Linked DNA regions of Homo sapiens: region 1 is linked to region 2. Evidence: chromatin loops called from intact Hi-C (ENCODE). Cell type or tissue: HCT116. All regions are shown on one strand.

Region 1 (8,000 bases), 510 kb after region 2:
CAAAGGCGAATTCCTGTTCTACCCTGATTCTTTGTAATTTCCTGTTTCCTTTCCTCTGGGTCCTCTCCTGATATTCCCAGACTTCTGGCTTTACAGGCAGAGATGCAGGTTTCAGGCCCCAGACTTCCCTCAGACCGATCTACAGCCTGGGCTTTCTGTTGCCATCCTTGACCTCTTCCTTGGGTGCAGTTTTGTAACTGCATTCAGACTCAGACAGATACTGGTCACCTGAATGACTACTGGCATTGATCTCCTTCTCCAGAAACTCAGAGAGACTGTTTTTAGAACCCTCATCTCCCAATATAGGGGTGGGAGTGGTCAGAGAGTTATAAATATCCTGTCTTCCAAGGCATGGCTTACCACAAGTCTCCAGTTTGAATAGTTTTAGTACAAATCTAATAGCTTTGTTTCAAACCTTTCCTGAAACATGCTTGGGAACTTAGAGGTGCGGTTCATAAGCCAAGTTTTGTTGAGCCAAATAATCTAAATGATTCTGGGCAAGGTAATCAAATTCTTAACAGGCAGAGAGGCTCCAGGACAAATAAGGGTATCTATCCAATATTTGGGGCTTTACTGGGTACTAATGTCTGTCTGTCACCTGCATTTATCCTCCAAGTACTCCTTTGTTCTAGAGAAGTGAATCCCGGTGATTTTTAGCAGTTCCCCCAAAGAGAAGATGTTAGGTATTAAAAAAAAAAAAGTAACATAGACAATAATTACTTTTCATTCCTTGTATTCCCAGCATGTATAAACAACCTTCTCCCATTCATATGATGCCTCTTGGCATAATTTAATTATTCCACATGCAACCAAGAGAGAGGCAACACGTACAAACATTTCCAGCTACCACAGTCAGAGGTGAAGTCATGGGGCCTCTGTTTATAGTTCACGTTCTCCCAGTGATGTCTTTTCTTTCTCTACTTCTGCCATTATCCCAATTTGATATTCTGTAATCCCATGATCTAAGTGGTGAATTCACCATCACCACTGTACCCTATTTATAATACTAAAGAAAGAAGAGGTGAGAAAAGTTTCAAAAAAGGAAGACAATAAACAGGGAAATATAAGTAGAGGGTAGAGTCTTCATTGCTGTACATAGCCATGTGGTGGTCCTGTTACTCTATCAATTCCACATTCCCTTTGCTTTAGCCACTGGGGAGGCTCAGTCCTTCAATCCTAAGGAGTCTGAGCCCTTGGGAGTCCTTTGTAGGGTTGCAATATTATGTCATGCACCCCTCAGGATTGTAGTATAAAAAAATACCTTAGAGGACCCCCTGAGAATCATCCATATTACTCTCTGTCCTCCTTCTATAGCAGAAACCACAAAATCACCTTTTTTTTGCATGGCTCTGGGGATCTAAGAGTGGCTTCAAATTCAGTGAAACCATTGTTTTGTCTACTACTAAAAGTGTTTCTTCCTAGGAAATTTAAACCTCTAATCTAGTAGAGATCAGAGTTGTAGGTATGGGAAGCAAAACTGTTGCAATGGGTCAGGTGTAATTATGAGAGACACTACCTTTATTTCCACTCCTCTGCTCCCAGACTTGCTAATCTTGGCAGTGGGAGGAATAGCTCTATATATTGGTTGCTGGTTCATAGTATGTATTGCATCCTAGCAGCCTCCATGGTGAATCTCCTATCAGGGCTTGCCACAGGCTCCATATGGCATTCTTTTTTTTTATTTGTAGAATTTCTGTTTGCTAAACCCATATAGCATTATGATTTACTCCAAACATCTTGGGCACCATTGGATCTGCTAGATGATAAGGGCCAACGGGCAGACCTACCAGCACAGTAGCCTACACCAGCTGGAGAGCCTTGTTTTAGCTGTGGATTCACACTAACTACATGTGGCAGGAATGACATCTGCATTTTCCAAATCTTGAATAGTGGCAAAAATCCCTGAAATTCCCACAAGAATATGCTATTGCATTTATTTCCTCTGTTGAGGAGGAGGGGGAGCTCTCGTAGCTTCCATTTTCCCCCTGCTTACCCTTATAACCCCTTTCTCCAGGGCCCAGGTAGCCCATGTGGCCATATACTGGAGACTAGCATCTGTTTCTGCCTGGAGATTTCTGAAGTCAGGAGGCTTGCCTGTACCAGCAGGGTGAATAGGGAACATGATATGGTGGAACTAGAAAGAAAAGGATGGGGGAAACCTCCCATTCCATGCCTTCGCTCTGCATTCCTCAAAGGGTGCAGAAGATAACTATCGTGCTTTCCATGATACCATGTGTTGCAGCACAGAAGTTAGAGGAAGCAACAGAACCTCAGGGCAGCCCCAATAGCCACTAGCCAGATGAGGAACACTCCATCTGGAAGCAATGTGTGGATGCTGACTGATGCTGAGCATGTCCAGGCAGTGGTGGAATAATCCCAGAGGAGGGTTTAGGGTCTCACTCAGCTTACTGGCGGACAGACTCAGAGAAAAACTTCAGTTTCCCCTAACCTCGGTAAATGCCCCCTTCACTCTGAGGTAGGCACTACTGCAGGAGTGTTCTGGTCCATTGGCTTTAACATTAACTTAAAGTCAGTTTCCAATTCATTTCTTTCTTTTTTTGTGGGGACGGGGGGCATGGTTTCACTCTGTTGCCCAGGCTGAAGTGCAGTGGAGCGATCATGGCTCACTGCAACCTCTGCCTCCCAGGTTCAAGTGATTCTACTGCTTCAGCCTCCTGAGTAGCTGGGATTACAGGCGTGGCCACTGTGCCTGGCTAATTTTTGTATTTTTAGTAGAGGCGGGGTTTCGCTGTGTTGTCCAGGCTGGTCTCAAACTCCTGACCTCAGGTGATCCACCCACCTTGGCCTCCCAAAGTGCTGGGATTACAGGCGTGAGCCACCGTGCCCAGCCCCAATTCATTTCTGAAGGTTTGGGGCTATCCTTTCCACTGTAAGTTGCTAAGGTCAATGAGGTACAAGTGTTTTTGGGGGAAGATCAAGGGGGAGATTCACAAGTGTTGTAACAGATTGCTTACTCAGGTTCTCCCGATCATCCCTCATTCTAGAGGCTCTGGGTCTGTTTAATTAATGGCTCATGCCTGGGACTTGTACGTGAGCTATCCCTCTGGCTGCTAGGCTAGTGTGATGGCTGAAATGCCAGGCACCGCTGTTGGTTAGACCAGAGAATCATTTTGGTAGATTTCATTTCTGGGAGCTGCAAAGTTAATTATCCATAGCCAGAGATCCTTGCATGTGTGTTAGTCAGCTTAGGCTGCCATAACAAAATACTACAGATTGGGTGGCTTAAACAACAGACATTGATTTTCTCACAGTTCTGGAGTCTAGAAGTCCAAGATCAAGGTGGCTACCAGGGTTGGTTTCTGGTTGGTTTCCCAGGAGAAGCTGCTGTGGACAGAGTTATTGGCTTAATTGGCCACAATAGACTCCACAGAAAGAACATGCTTGTAGAGTGATAGACACTCATTCGATTAAACCATTGCACTGCCATGCTCAAATTCATCCAATAAATTGCTCAATGTTTCTGCTTGTGCAGGCACAGACTAAAACCAAGAAATAGACTGCCATCTAGAGTCCGTTTATATAATGGGGAAAAGGGTTCAAAGATTAGATTATTTGTTCTATCCATACATGGGCAAGTCATTTCCCCTTCTGGGATCTCAATGTCCTTGCCAGCAAAATGAGAATGTTGCCTTAGACCCGTAGTTTCCAAACTCAGCTCCACAAAACATGCATGCCTTTAATGGTTTGTAATTAGAGTCGCTCATCAGAATGATCCATGATCCTTGAAAATATACATACCCCCATGCTTCACCCTAGATACTCTGATTCAGAAGGAGGTGTGGAGCAGAGTGAGGGCCTGGGCACACGTATAAAACAAAAAAACATTTCACAGGTGCTTCCCAAGCCCTCCCCAGGTAAGGAATCAGTGATACAGATGTTAATAGGTACTCCTTTAACAATGGTGCTATGGTTTGGATATGGTTTCTTTGGCCCCTCTATGTTTCATGCTGAAATTTAATCCTCAGTGTTAGAGGTGGGGCCTGGTGGGAGGTATTTGGGTCATGGGGCTGGATCCCTCATAAATGACTTGGCGCCATTCTCACGGGAGAGAGTGAGCTCTCACTCTTAGTTCCCGCTAGAACTGGTTGTTGACAAGAGCCTGGCACCTCCTTCTCTCTCTCTCTCTCTCTCTCTCTCTCTCTCTCTCTCTCTCTCGCCTCCTCTCCTGTCATGTGATCCCCATGCACCAGCTCTCCTTCGCCTTCTGCCATGAGTGGAAGCTCCCTGAAGCCCTCACCAGAAGGCAGATGCTGGTGCCATGCTTCTCATACAGCCTGCAGAACTGTGAGCCAAATAAACTTATTTTCTTTAAAAATTACCCAGTCTCAGATAGTCCTTTATAGCAACACAAACAGACTAAGACAAACAGCAACCAAATCTCTTCATTCCAGGGCTTCTGGAAGCCTTTAATATTCTAAAGTACAGTGCAGATCTCCAATAGGTATTTATCTAATGTGCCATTCACAGAGGGGTTTGACTATAGAAGCAACACATACCAACAGCTGAGGCCTATCAGTGTTCCTCAGGTCATAGTTGAGAATACCCTAGGCTAGGATATATTCAGGGCCACTATGAGTCTATATCCAAAGATTCTAAGTAAACATTTTATTTTGATGAATCATTGTACACGATATTAAGGAATTTTCCATGGGGAAAATAGCACAGAGCAACTTTACAAGGATGCATTTTCAAAGTGTCCTTAGCACCCCCAATGAAATATATTGCCAAAGAACAAAATACTACTATGGTTTCTAATATTTTTGGCGGTTTGTCCTTTTTTATTAAGATGGGAACCAAAACAGAAACTAACACTCTGGGCCTTCTCAGAACGCTATCCATATCACAGTCTCACCTCTGAACTTTGCACAATATTTAAATTATGGCCTAGAGAGATGTTTATTTTGTCTTCTACTCTCCTGGAGACAGACAGAAGACACCGCTTTATTTTCAATTCTTCTTAGGGTACAGAGAGGGAAGAGTGAGCTGAAATTCCAACCCCTTGCAAAGCCAGAGATGGTTCCTTTAGACCCAACAGTAGATTAGAAGACATTCACACTCCTTGGGTAAGCTTCTATCTCAAATACAGACTTTGTTCCTATATATTGGCTATTGCCCTTTTATAAGATACTACTCTAAGTATTGGCTCACATTTCCATATACATAAAGTAGTAGGCTGATTCCAACGCAGGCCACAGCAGTTCCTCTCATCCCTGGATGCTCAGCAATTTGCACTGTGACTTTGCCACTCCTTCCTTCAATAAGTGGAGTCTTTTTCTCCACCCCCATGAATCTGGGCTGGCCGGTGACTTGCTTCGACCTTATGGAATTGGTAGCAGAGACATTTTGGGAGTTCTGAGCCTATTCAAAAGGCTTTGAAGTATTCACTCTCATTCTCTACCCATACAGAGAAGGCTGAAAGCCTAAATTTCCTGGAAGCTTGAAACATATAGAGGCCTGTGAACCATACCACAACCAGAACTACTGAGCACTAGATGAGGCTAGGCAGGTCCTCCCACCGCCCCGCCCCACTCCCACCCACCTGCAAAGCTCACCTGGTAAATACTGAGTTACCATCTGGATCTGACACACAGGATCAATTGCTCTAGGCCCTGGCTCCCTAGGGCCCCGCATTGCTGGCAGCTGGTCAGGGACTGTTTTCCAGGAGGCAGAGAAAAGCTGCTGAATCCCACGTTCAAACAAGCAGTCCACAAGCCACCCTCAGGGAAGCAGGGTGCAGAGGTGGGTCTGTGCCCTCTCCAACACACATCTTCCAAGCTGCCCATTGCCATTTTCTGAATTCTGGCTCCTTGTCAAACTCTCTTGTGTGTTCACATTCACCATAACTCCATGGTATAAATGCACTGGCAAATAGGGCCGAGAAGCAGGAAAGAGCAGTTTGCCCAGGCTTTGCCTTTCCTGAACCACACCTTGGACCTCACATCCCATGAAAGGCAGCTCTATTCATCATGGCCCACAAGACTCCATCTGCTGTGTCTTGTGGGCTGATGTTGGTGTCATATCCCACTGAAGCCTCATAGTCTACAGCCAATAGTGACACGTACACACATGCCAATAGTGACATGTACACAGATCTTCTAGAAGCTACTGTGTCATTCGAATGGCATGAAGAAGGCATGTTCCACATAAAAAGAGGTGAGAAAAAAATAAATGCACTTGGTGCATTAATGGGGTGGGACTGGGGTCATGTTTCCTCTCTTCATACAATTACTTTCCTTGCTGTTGCTATGAATTTGCACTGCTGGTGAGAATGTAAATTGGTCCAACCAAATGAGAAACGTGTTTGGCATTATCTAGTAAAGTTAAACATAAGCATCCCCCGTGATGCAACAATGTAATTCCAAGTTCTTTACCCAATGGAAACATGTACATATGTTCAACAAAAGATATTTACAAGAACTGGCCATTATCAAGAAAGTGAAGAATTAGATAGGCTAGTTAAGAGGCTATTAGAATAATCCAGGAGAGGTGTAAAGGTGTTTTGGACAGAGGTCATAACAGTGGAGGTGCCAGGAAGTGGTCAGATTCTGGTTGTATGTTGAAGGTAGACTTGAGTTAATGTGGGGCATGAAAGAAACAGAGGATTCAAGGATGACAGCAAGGCCTTTAGCTTGAGCAACAGAAAGGAAAGAGTTGCCATTTACCAAGATGGGGAAGACAGAGGAAGTGTAGACTTGGGAGATGAAAAATATAAGTCTTGATAAATCCATCATGATTATTAAATCATTCTATTTATTTAAAAAAGCAGGCTGGGTGCAGTGCCTCATGCCTGCAATCCCAGCACTTTGGGAGGCCAAGGCGGGAGGATCACCTGAGGTCAGGAGTTCAACACCAGCCTGGCGAACATGGCAAAACCTCGCCTCTACTAAAAATTAAAAAATTAGCCAGGCATGGTGGCATGTGCCTGTAATCCCAGCTACTTGGGAGGCTGAGACAGGAGGACTGACTGAACCTGGGAGGCAGAGGTTGCAGTGAGCCAAGATCGCGCCACTACACTCCAGCCTGCACAATAGAGCGAGACTCCATCTCAAAAAATAAAAAAGTAAACCGGTAACAGTGAAACTAAGCTTCTCTTAAATGTTCCAATATTATATGTATATATATGTAGTATGTAGTATGTATGTATATATGTAGTATGTATGTATATAAAAATTAGTAAGAGTTTTACTTAAAATCCTAACTCTAAACCCATGATTAAATTATGTATTTTAAATTCGAACCGCATCTTCTTTGGGCTGAGCTGTTTTGGGCATCCAAGGGGGGTTGACACACAGCAGTATCTCATAAAAACACATGATTCATGAAAGAAACAGAAGTGTCATTAAAACTGACTGCCCTAAGTAAATGGTGTATTATGTGCATATATGTGATTATGATGTTAAAGAAAGTAATGTAATGATCAGAGTGGCAATTCAATTTTGTGGTGTTGGTAAAACACTAAAAGCAAATGTTTCTGGTAAAATAATACAATCCCTCCTATTTTTATATTTTCAGCATCTCTGAAGATGTCCTATAATTATTTTCATTTAGTGTCCTAATATAGCAAATTAATAGATTTCTGAACATTTAACCCACCTTCTATTAACTGTTCATGGTGCATTACTCTTTGAATGTGCTGCTCTGGATGTTTGCTAATATTTGGGGCTTTCCTATTAATGTTTCAAAGTAACCACATCTGCGGCCAGGGAGCCAATAATCTGGCTGAGAGATGCATGAAGGAGGAAAATGTGTTCACAGAACCTCACTCCAGTGGCGTCCACAGCCGAGAGTCAGTAAAGGGACACGCTACAGCTGATGAGTTAGGTGAGGGGAGGAGTACGGTAGGAGGCCGCATCACCTTCCAGAACACGTGTCCTCTGCTCTCTTTGGGCAGCGGGCGCAATCTCCCCTCACACCGCAAACTGTCCTGGGATCTTCCCCCGCGCACCGCCCCTCGCCCGCGCCTGCCTTGGGAAATCTTG
Region 2 (8,000 bases):
AATACAGCACAATTTTATTACCTATATACTTCATGTTGTACATTATATTTCTAGACTTGTTCATCCTACATATCTGCTACTTTGTATCCTCTGAGCTACATCTCCCCATTTTCTCACTTGCCCCCCAAGTAGTTTCTTAAAGTGTCTCATGTAAGAGGGCAGTAGCTTTCAGCTTAAACTTTTTCTCTGTATGTAGTCGATTTCTTTGAGGTATACTTTTCTCTCCAGAATAGTTAGATGTAGGTATACCACTTTGATGTTGACACTAGTTTACCTAGAACTTATCTTCTGTAAATCTGTCTCTATTTCCATCTCTGTCTCCATCTTTGTCTCTATCTCTATCTGTCTATCTCTATCTATCTATCTATCTATCTATCTATCTATCTATCTATCTATCTATCTATCTAAAGCAAATTCATGCCCTTCTCCTATTTATTGAATCGAGACCATAGACAGGGGTGAGAGAAAGAATTTGGCAGGAATGGGGATGTGTATTATCTGTGGCATAAGGAAACTTTACAGAACTAGGTTCAAAAGTATACTTTCTAGTTCTTTCCCATGGCTTTTCACTTTGATGTAGTCCTTATCAGGTAACTGAGGTTTTATATAAGTCCCCTGATTCTTAGAACATGAAGGTGTAGTAGTCAAGGTTGGTCCCTTGAAACCACAAATTTTGTGAAAAAAAATTAAGAAAATTGAATAATTTCCTCAGCAAATACATATTGATCATCTGTTATACAGCCATGAGAAGTGGTTCTGTTGCACACGTTTATTTTATCAGATCCTAATCCCAAACCAGGCATAAAATGGAAACCATGAAGATAGGATGAAATAACTTCTGAATGTTTGAATGTTTGAAAATAGTGTACTTAAAAATACCAGGTGGTTTTTGTTTGTTTTTTGTTTTTTTCTTTTTTTGAGACAGGGTCTCACTCTGTCACCCAGGCTGGAGTGTAGTGGTGCAATCTCATCTCATTGCAGTCTTGACCTCCCAGGCTCAGGTTATCTCCCACCTCAGCCTCCCAAGTAGCTGGGACTACAGGCACATGCCACCACGCCCAGCTAATTTTTTGTATTTTTTGTAGAGACGGGGTTTCACCCTGTTGCCCAGGCTGGTCTAGAACTCCTGGGCTTAAGCGATCCTCCCACCTCAGCCTCCCAAAGTGCTAGGATTACAGGCATGAGCCACCATGCCTGGCAGAAAATACCAGGTTTTTAAGTATCAGCACTTACTCTTCAATCTTTTCTATTACTATGTTGTGCTAAATGGTATTTTTTATTTAATTAGAGCAATGCTGTTCAATAGAACTTTCTTTGAGGATGGAAATCTTTTATGTTTCTGCTATGTGGTACAGAGCCACTAGTGACATGTGGCTTTTGAGCGCTTGACACATCTTGTGCAACACAGGAACTGAATTTTTAAGTAATTTATATTGCCACATGTGGCTACCGTATGGGACAGTGTAGTACTAGATGATCTGTAAGGGCTGTGCTTCATCAGTGTCGTTTTTTAACTGACAAAAACCTTTAGTTTTTTTTTTAGTAATGTGTTTATTTAAAAGAATTCATAAAATACAAGTAAACAAATTAACTTGTTACCTGAGCATATGTCCTTTCATACTTATTTTTTCTGCATACATATTTTGGAAAATGGAATATCTGCCCTTTTTTTTTATCTGAGATACAGTCTACCTCTAAAAATACATGATTCTAACATTCTCACTTTTGTTGGCATTTGATCAGGGTATAGAAAAACAGTTAAAAGGACAGAGAATGGTTGAGAGATTATGATATGAAGAGAAAATGTGATTGAGTGTGGTAGACTTGGGGCCTGCTTGAATGTTGAGAGAATGACTGTTTTCCGATAAAAAAAAAAAGTCCATTCTAGGATCCTAAAAGAAGGGTCTGAAGTTCACTGCAGAAAGCAAGCTACATAGTACTAAGCCACTAAGGGGACATGGAGCCCTTAGTAATTCCTACCTTAGTAATAGTCTCATCATGCCCTCTTGGGAACCCAGCCTTGTTGATTAGCCTCTCTGCTTTCTCTCCTTATAGTTCAACCTCCCTGTTTGTTCCAAGCAGTTCTTTTCCTGCCCATTTATTATGCATTTCTATACAGCTTTCCTCCTCTTTTTCTATACCATGCTGCAGTTCTTATTGCTACCTAGAGGTTTTCAAAATTCCTAGGGGCGGATAAGTAGGCATAAACAAAGTTCTTCCCTATTATCCTTCCTATTTTTTCACCTAGACTGAAGAGGTAGACAAAATAGAAATAAAGACATTAAGGGTATGTGTTTGTAGTCCCAAAGAGCTTCTCTGGCAATTTTATGTAGTTGACAGTGACGCTCTGAGTTCAGGACAGATTGGACTCCTTGGCTGAGAGGAGTGAGGAGATAGGACGGTAGAGGAGAGGGTAGAGCAACTCTGGAGGAAGCTTTCCCCTCACCTTTGCCAGTCCTGTTATCCTAGACTTAACCATAATTAAAGATGAGGGAGGCACTCAGTAAAGGGATCTAGTGGGAAGCTTGTTCCAGACAGCCAAGGAGGGAGGTTCGCGCAGTTCCTTTGGCCACCCAGGTGGGGTAATTGATCCATGTATGCCATTCATGTACAATGTAGGCACTTATACCTGTATTCCAATGTAGTGAACTATACCATTACTCTTAAATTAATATTCTTTATTAGCTTCCATGGTGGCTATAGGCCAGGCAAGAGAGTTAAGAAAAAATAAATAGCCAGGTATGGTGACTCAAGCCTGTAATCTCGGCACTTTAGGAGGCCGAGGCAGGAGGATCGCTTGAGTCCAGGAGTTCAAGACCAGCCTGAGCAAAATAGTGAGATCCTGTCTCTATTTTTTAAAAAAGCCTTGGGGCAAACAGGAGTATGGAGGTTTGGATGCTAATAGAACAGCAGTGTCTTACTGCTTGGAGTTCTCTTGTTTCTTGTCCTATCACCGTAGCCTTTGGATCACAGCAATTTTTCCATGACTCCATACTTTTCAGTTCTTGAATATTTTTTCCTTTATTCCTCTTGTCTCTGTAAAGACATCAACTGGAGTTGGACTGTAATACCAGGTATCTCCAGAAGATGGCACTATTTAACAGATTTTATAAATAATTTGATGTGAGTCACTGTCATCTGAAGCTTGTTGCCTTTTCTTTCTTTCTTCTTTCTTTTTTTTCCCCATCAATTCTGTATGTTTGAAATGCTGGGTTTTAAGTTAGTTAGAATAAGGGATGTCTGTAATTTCCCTAAATTGAGAAGTAATATGCAAAGGTTGATATCAGAAGTCATATGCTCACCTTGCAACACCAAATAATACTGGCCCATTTGTGATTTTTGAAAGTAACACTCCATAATAAATGGATGTATATATAGAAGCATAACAAAAATAGAAGCACATAAAAGTGAAAAGTCTCATAAACGCCATTGTCACTACTCATGTAATTGCTGTTACAAATTTGTTTAAATGTTGAATAAAAATGGTGTCATAGGCAACACAGTGTTCCACTACTTGGTGTTTTTAATAGCATTATTCTGTCTCAGTGTGCTTTGGATTATCAGGTGCTTTTTAATAGTTGCATGGTATTACATTGTGTAGATGAACTTGATTAATTTAAATGGTTCCCTGTTAATGGACATGTTGGTTTGTTTTTGTGAACAACTGATACAGTGAACATTTATTTTTTAAATAAAAAAAAGAGAGACAGGGTCTTGCTGTGTTTCTCGGGCTGGCCTTGAACTCCTGGGGTCAAGCGATCGTCTTGCCTCTGCCTCCCTGGGATTACAGGCATGAAGCCACCGCACCCGGCCCAGTGAACACTCTTGAATGTATCTTTGTATACTTGTCAGTGTTTTTGTAGCATTGATTCCCAGAAGTGGGATTACTGGATTAAGTGACATGCATGTTTGCAATTTTAACAGGTATTGCTATGTCATTTTCAAAAGAAGCTATGCCAATTAATACTCTCACCAACAAGAGTGCTTATTTCCCCTCAGCATATTATCAGGCTTAAGTTTTGCCAGTATGGGTGGGAGAACAGTAGAATCACATTGTTTTAGTGTTTGTTTCTCAGATAGATATAATTTTACACCTTATAACCTTCTCTTCTATAAATTGTCTATTTGTGTTCATTCTCCATTTTCCTATGGGTTCTTATTGTTGGAGCCCAATATATAAAAGGGGGTATTTGTTACAGAACCTCTTCAGTTTTGGTTCATGTCATGCCTGGGTTTTTACCCTTTCTACGGATGTTAAAAAAAATTCTCTATTTTCTTCCAGTCCACTTATGGCTTTATTTTTTACATTTAGATTTTAATCCGTCTGGAATTTATTTTTGTGTATGCTGTGAGGTAGGGACCATACTTTTATTTTTTCCCAAATGGGTTACTAGTTGGCCAAACATCATTTATTGAATAATTCATCTTTTCCCTACTGACTCGAAATACCATCTTTATTGTATACTAAATCCTCATATAGTTCTGGGTCTGTTTCTGGGCTCTACTTTGTTCATTTACTGTGCTGGTACTGCACCGTTGTAATTGCTGTGGCTTTGTGGTATGGTATGGCTTGCTCTCTGCTAGGGCAAGTCGAAGCTCTTTTGTTCACCTGCTCTTTCACCCAAATTTTCTGTCCTGAATCCAGCACAGCCAAATTATGGTCATTGTCACCACCAACTACAGTGGGTGTTGAGCATTTCCCATTGAATCTCCTGTAAGGGTTTTATTGGATTCTGTGATAGCAGTAAAATGGGAGCCTAAGAGGTATTCCTTAAAGGACTACTAATCAGACCTGGTTTCCCAGATGATGCTGAAGATGACGGGGCCTGGGCTAGACTTTTGAGGGACATATCCTTGGGGTTGGGTGTGATATAGACCAGCCCTTACAATTTGCTTGACTCATGGGAATCGTACAGGGCCAGAACCAGACACCTGTCATGCTAATAACTTCCCTCACAATTCAGAAATCACTGTGATTGAAGATGGGTGGCTGTTATAATACTACCCACTTAAAAATGGATGTAACCCATTTTTTAGGACTCTTAAAAACATCAAATCAGTAATGGCCGATTAGGACTTTTTAATTTTTACTAATCTCTACTTGAAAGTTTTCTAGTCATTCATTTCAGGAAACCTAATTCTTATAATTCATATCATTTAGAATATCATAATGCTATGGATATTAGCTAGCTAACTTCTCAAATCTTCTAGTTCTCATTTAATTTGAAGTTTGTGTGTGTACATAAGGATATACATATACATATGTGTGTGTAGATATATATATATATAGTTTTTTTTTTTTTTAACTAGAATGACCAGTCAACAGGGGACATAAAAGTAATTGGTGGAGATGATCTCTCAACTTTAACTGGAAAGGTATGTATCTTGAAAGGGAAGAAAAAAAAGCACTTCATACCGAGTCAATTAGTAACAGTGTGCTTTCAATCAATCACTAAGAGATAATTTACATAGTATAACTAAATGGGTTATTTAACCCTTGGAAGCAGTCTAGGTTAATTATCGTTCCCTAGGTCATGTAGTAAAAAGACAGTAGAATCCAACATTAACCTTAAATGTCCATATTGTCAAGTACTGCTGTCTGCCTCTGTGGGACTCTAATTTGGGATCCTTCAAAAAACATTGATGGGGGAAAAGATAGCCTTTAAAAAAAAAAAAAAAACAAACCTATGTGAGTCTATGTGAGGTAGACTCACATAGTTTCCTAAAAGATAGCAAAGCAGTATTATGTAGTGGCTGAAAGTGTGAGTTCCGGAGCCTGACAACTGATTCAAAGCATGGCTTAGTACTTCCTAACTCTGACCTTGGGCAAGTTACTTAACCTCTCTGTGTCCCATATGTGATTAGGGTGAGGTTGATAATAGCAGCCATAGAGTTAAGAGGATTAAGTGCTATAATGCAAGTAGAGCTCTTACAACAGTTTCTGGTAAATCACTCAATAAATTCAGACATACTATTATTTTAAGAAATCTCAAAGAGTTTTCTTGTACCTTAAAATTCTCCTAGTGTGAACCATTGGTTTTGGTATATTGTGCTTCCATGTAGTTTAATATCAAGATGTTTTTAGATTTCCCTTTTAATTTATTTGTTGACCCATTGGTTGTTCAGGAGCATGCTGTTTACCTGAAAATAATGGAGATATTAAGGTATTTGAATATTTATCTTCTAGTACATTGAAAAACTTTTTGAGAGTAACCAATAATAAATGATGGAATGCTACTGCTTTTTTTTTTTGAAGCTGCCAGTTATTGTTTACTTACACTATGCCAAATATAAAGGCATTAATCTCATAAAAGTTTCACAACAATCCTGTGAGGGAGACGATATCCCCATTTTACAAATCAGGAAATTAAGACTTAATAAGGTTAAAAGACTTGCCCAAAGTCACAGAACCAGTAAGTGGTAGAGCTTGAATTTGAATACAGACCTGACTCTAAAGCTCTTTTCTTTCTTTAGATTTTAGTGTTCATTGCTTACTTGAATGAGTATCTATAAGAAAACTTTAACATGTAAAACTTCTGTGAAATTATCTTGTCCCATATCAGGGTCATGTCAAACTAATGTCCTCCTCAGCATCTTTGGAAAACTTCAGAGGAGAAATGAGCTTTGCCCCTCCTGTTCATTTCATATACCACTGTTAGACCTGTCCTTCCCTTTCAGCATGCTTTGTCCATATTTAGAAGCTGTTGAAGCCATTACTTGTCTGGTCAGTTTTTAGTGCTGGAATGGACCTAGCCTTTTAGGCCTTCTGAGATTTAGTTTGATCTCGTCTTTCCCACCTAATGGCTCTGTTCTACTACATAGATTTGATCTGAAACAGTTCTCTGTTTCTAAAATAACTTTCTTTTCATGATAGTCACAGTAAAGTACATTTATTATGGAAAAATCAATAAGTATAACGAGTGAAAGTTATTTCTTGGTGGTAAGATTATGGGATTATTTGAACTTTCTGTTTCATTGTATTTTATTTATTTATTTATTTTTGTGATGGAGTCTCACTCTGCTGCCCAGGCTGGAGTGCAGTAGTACGATCTTGGCTCACTGCAACCTCCCCTTCCCAGTTCAAGTGATTCTCCTGCCTCAGACTCCCAAGTAGCTGGGATTACAGGCGCACGCCACCATGCCTGGCTAATTTTTTTATCTTTAGTAGAGACAGGGTTTCACCATGTTGACCAGGCTGATCTCCAACTCCTGATCTCAGGTATCCACCTGCCTCAGCCTCCCAAAGTACCGGGATTACGGGTGTGAGCCACCCTGCCTGGCCTCATTTTGTCTTTTGGGGGTATTTTTGTGTGCAGATATATATGTATATAAATATTTTTCCCTCTTTTCCCCAGTTAGTATTTGAGCAGATGAACTTTGGACCCGAATACCTGTATTCAAGTCTCTAATACCACTTCTTGGCTATTTTCATTTTATCAAATGGCCTCTTATCCTCGTTTTTCTCATTTATTAAGTAGAGATGTAACTACTTGATATAATTCAAAAACTCAATAATGGCATTCTTTTGTTTTTTAGACTCTAGTGTCTGTACTCGTTGTACCATGCTGGGATTCATTTGAACAATTGCATGGCTTTTTTAGTGTATTATTAAATTTGCAGTTTACTTAGAATTTACTGGGACCTCATACAAATGGGAAAAAAACATAACTGTGTTACTCATTTGCTGTGTGCCTTTGGATTGACCCTATTTTTTGTATTCATTTTCTCCCCATGTCCTGAGTTCCACTTTGAATAAAAAGTAATTTTTTTCCTGCCTGTAAAATAGGCTACCAATAGGCTGCAGTTGTCTATAGTAGCTGCTTCACTGAGGAGAGCTCAGCATGAGAGAAATAGTATGAATTGCTTGCCACAAGTTATGGGCTAGCCTTACTTCATTCTGTACTTGGACCTGTTTAGGCTTCTAAGAGATCTTACCTCCAACAATAAACTGCTTTGAGACATGAAAAGGTGGAAGCTTTACTTGGTTATAACTTTACTTT

The links. A loop is a pair of places that touch in the nucleus more often than their neighbours do. Peaks named below come from ENCODE experiments on the same cell type or tissue, not always from the same donor. Only the 100,000 strongest peaks of a DNase experiment are listed, where the experiment ranks them.
Region 1: a loop joins it to region 2, with 5 times the contacts of the local background. A loop is called at or near these places in 11 of 110 quality-filtered maps.

The regions. Positions count from the first base shown.
Region 1 is chrX:134,996,140-135,004,139 of GRCh38, forward strand. No RefSeq gene overlaps it. Among named protein-coding and RNA genes, the nearest start is that of SMIM10, 9.1 kb to the left of the region's middle. RefSeq lists an enhancer at 7,933-8,000 and a silencer at 7,966-8,000. In HCT116, a CTCF peak has its summit at 3,544 (motif pointing left); a DNase peak (open chromatin) is centred at 3,522; H3K4me3 peaks cover 642 bases; H3K27ac peaks cover 880 bases.
Region 2 is chrX:134,481,155-134,489,154 of GRCh38, forward strand. It overlaps HPRT1 (hypoxanthine phosphoribosyltransferase 1), which reads left to right. Exons shown (of 9, transcript NM_000194.3): 4 at 5,311-5,376. Among named protein-coding and RNA genes, the nearest start is that of HPRT1, 25 kb to the left of the region's middle. In HCT116, a CTCF peak has its summit at 3,098 (motif pointing right); a DNase peak (open chromatin) is centred at 3,087.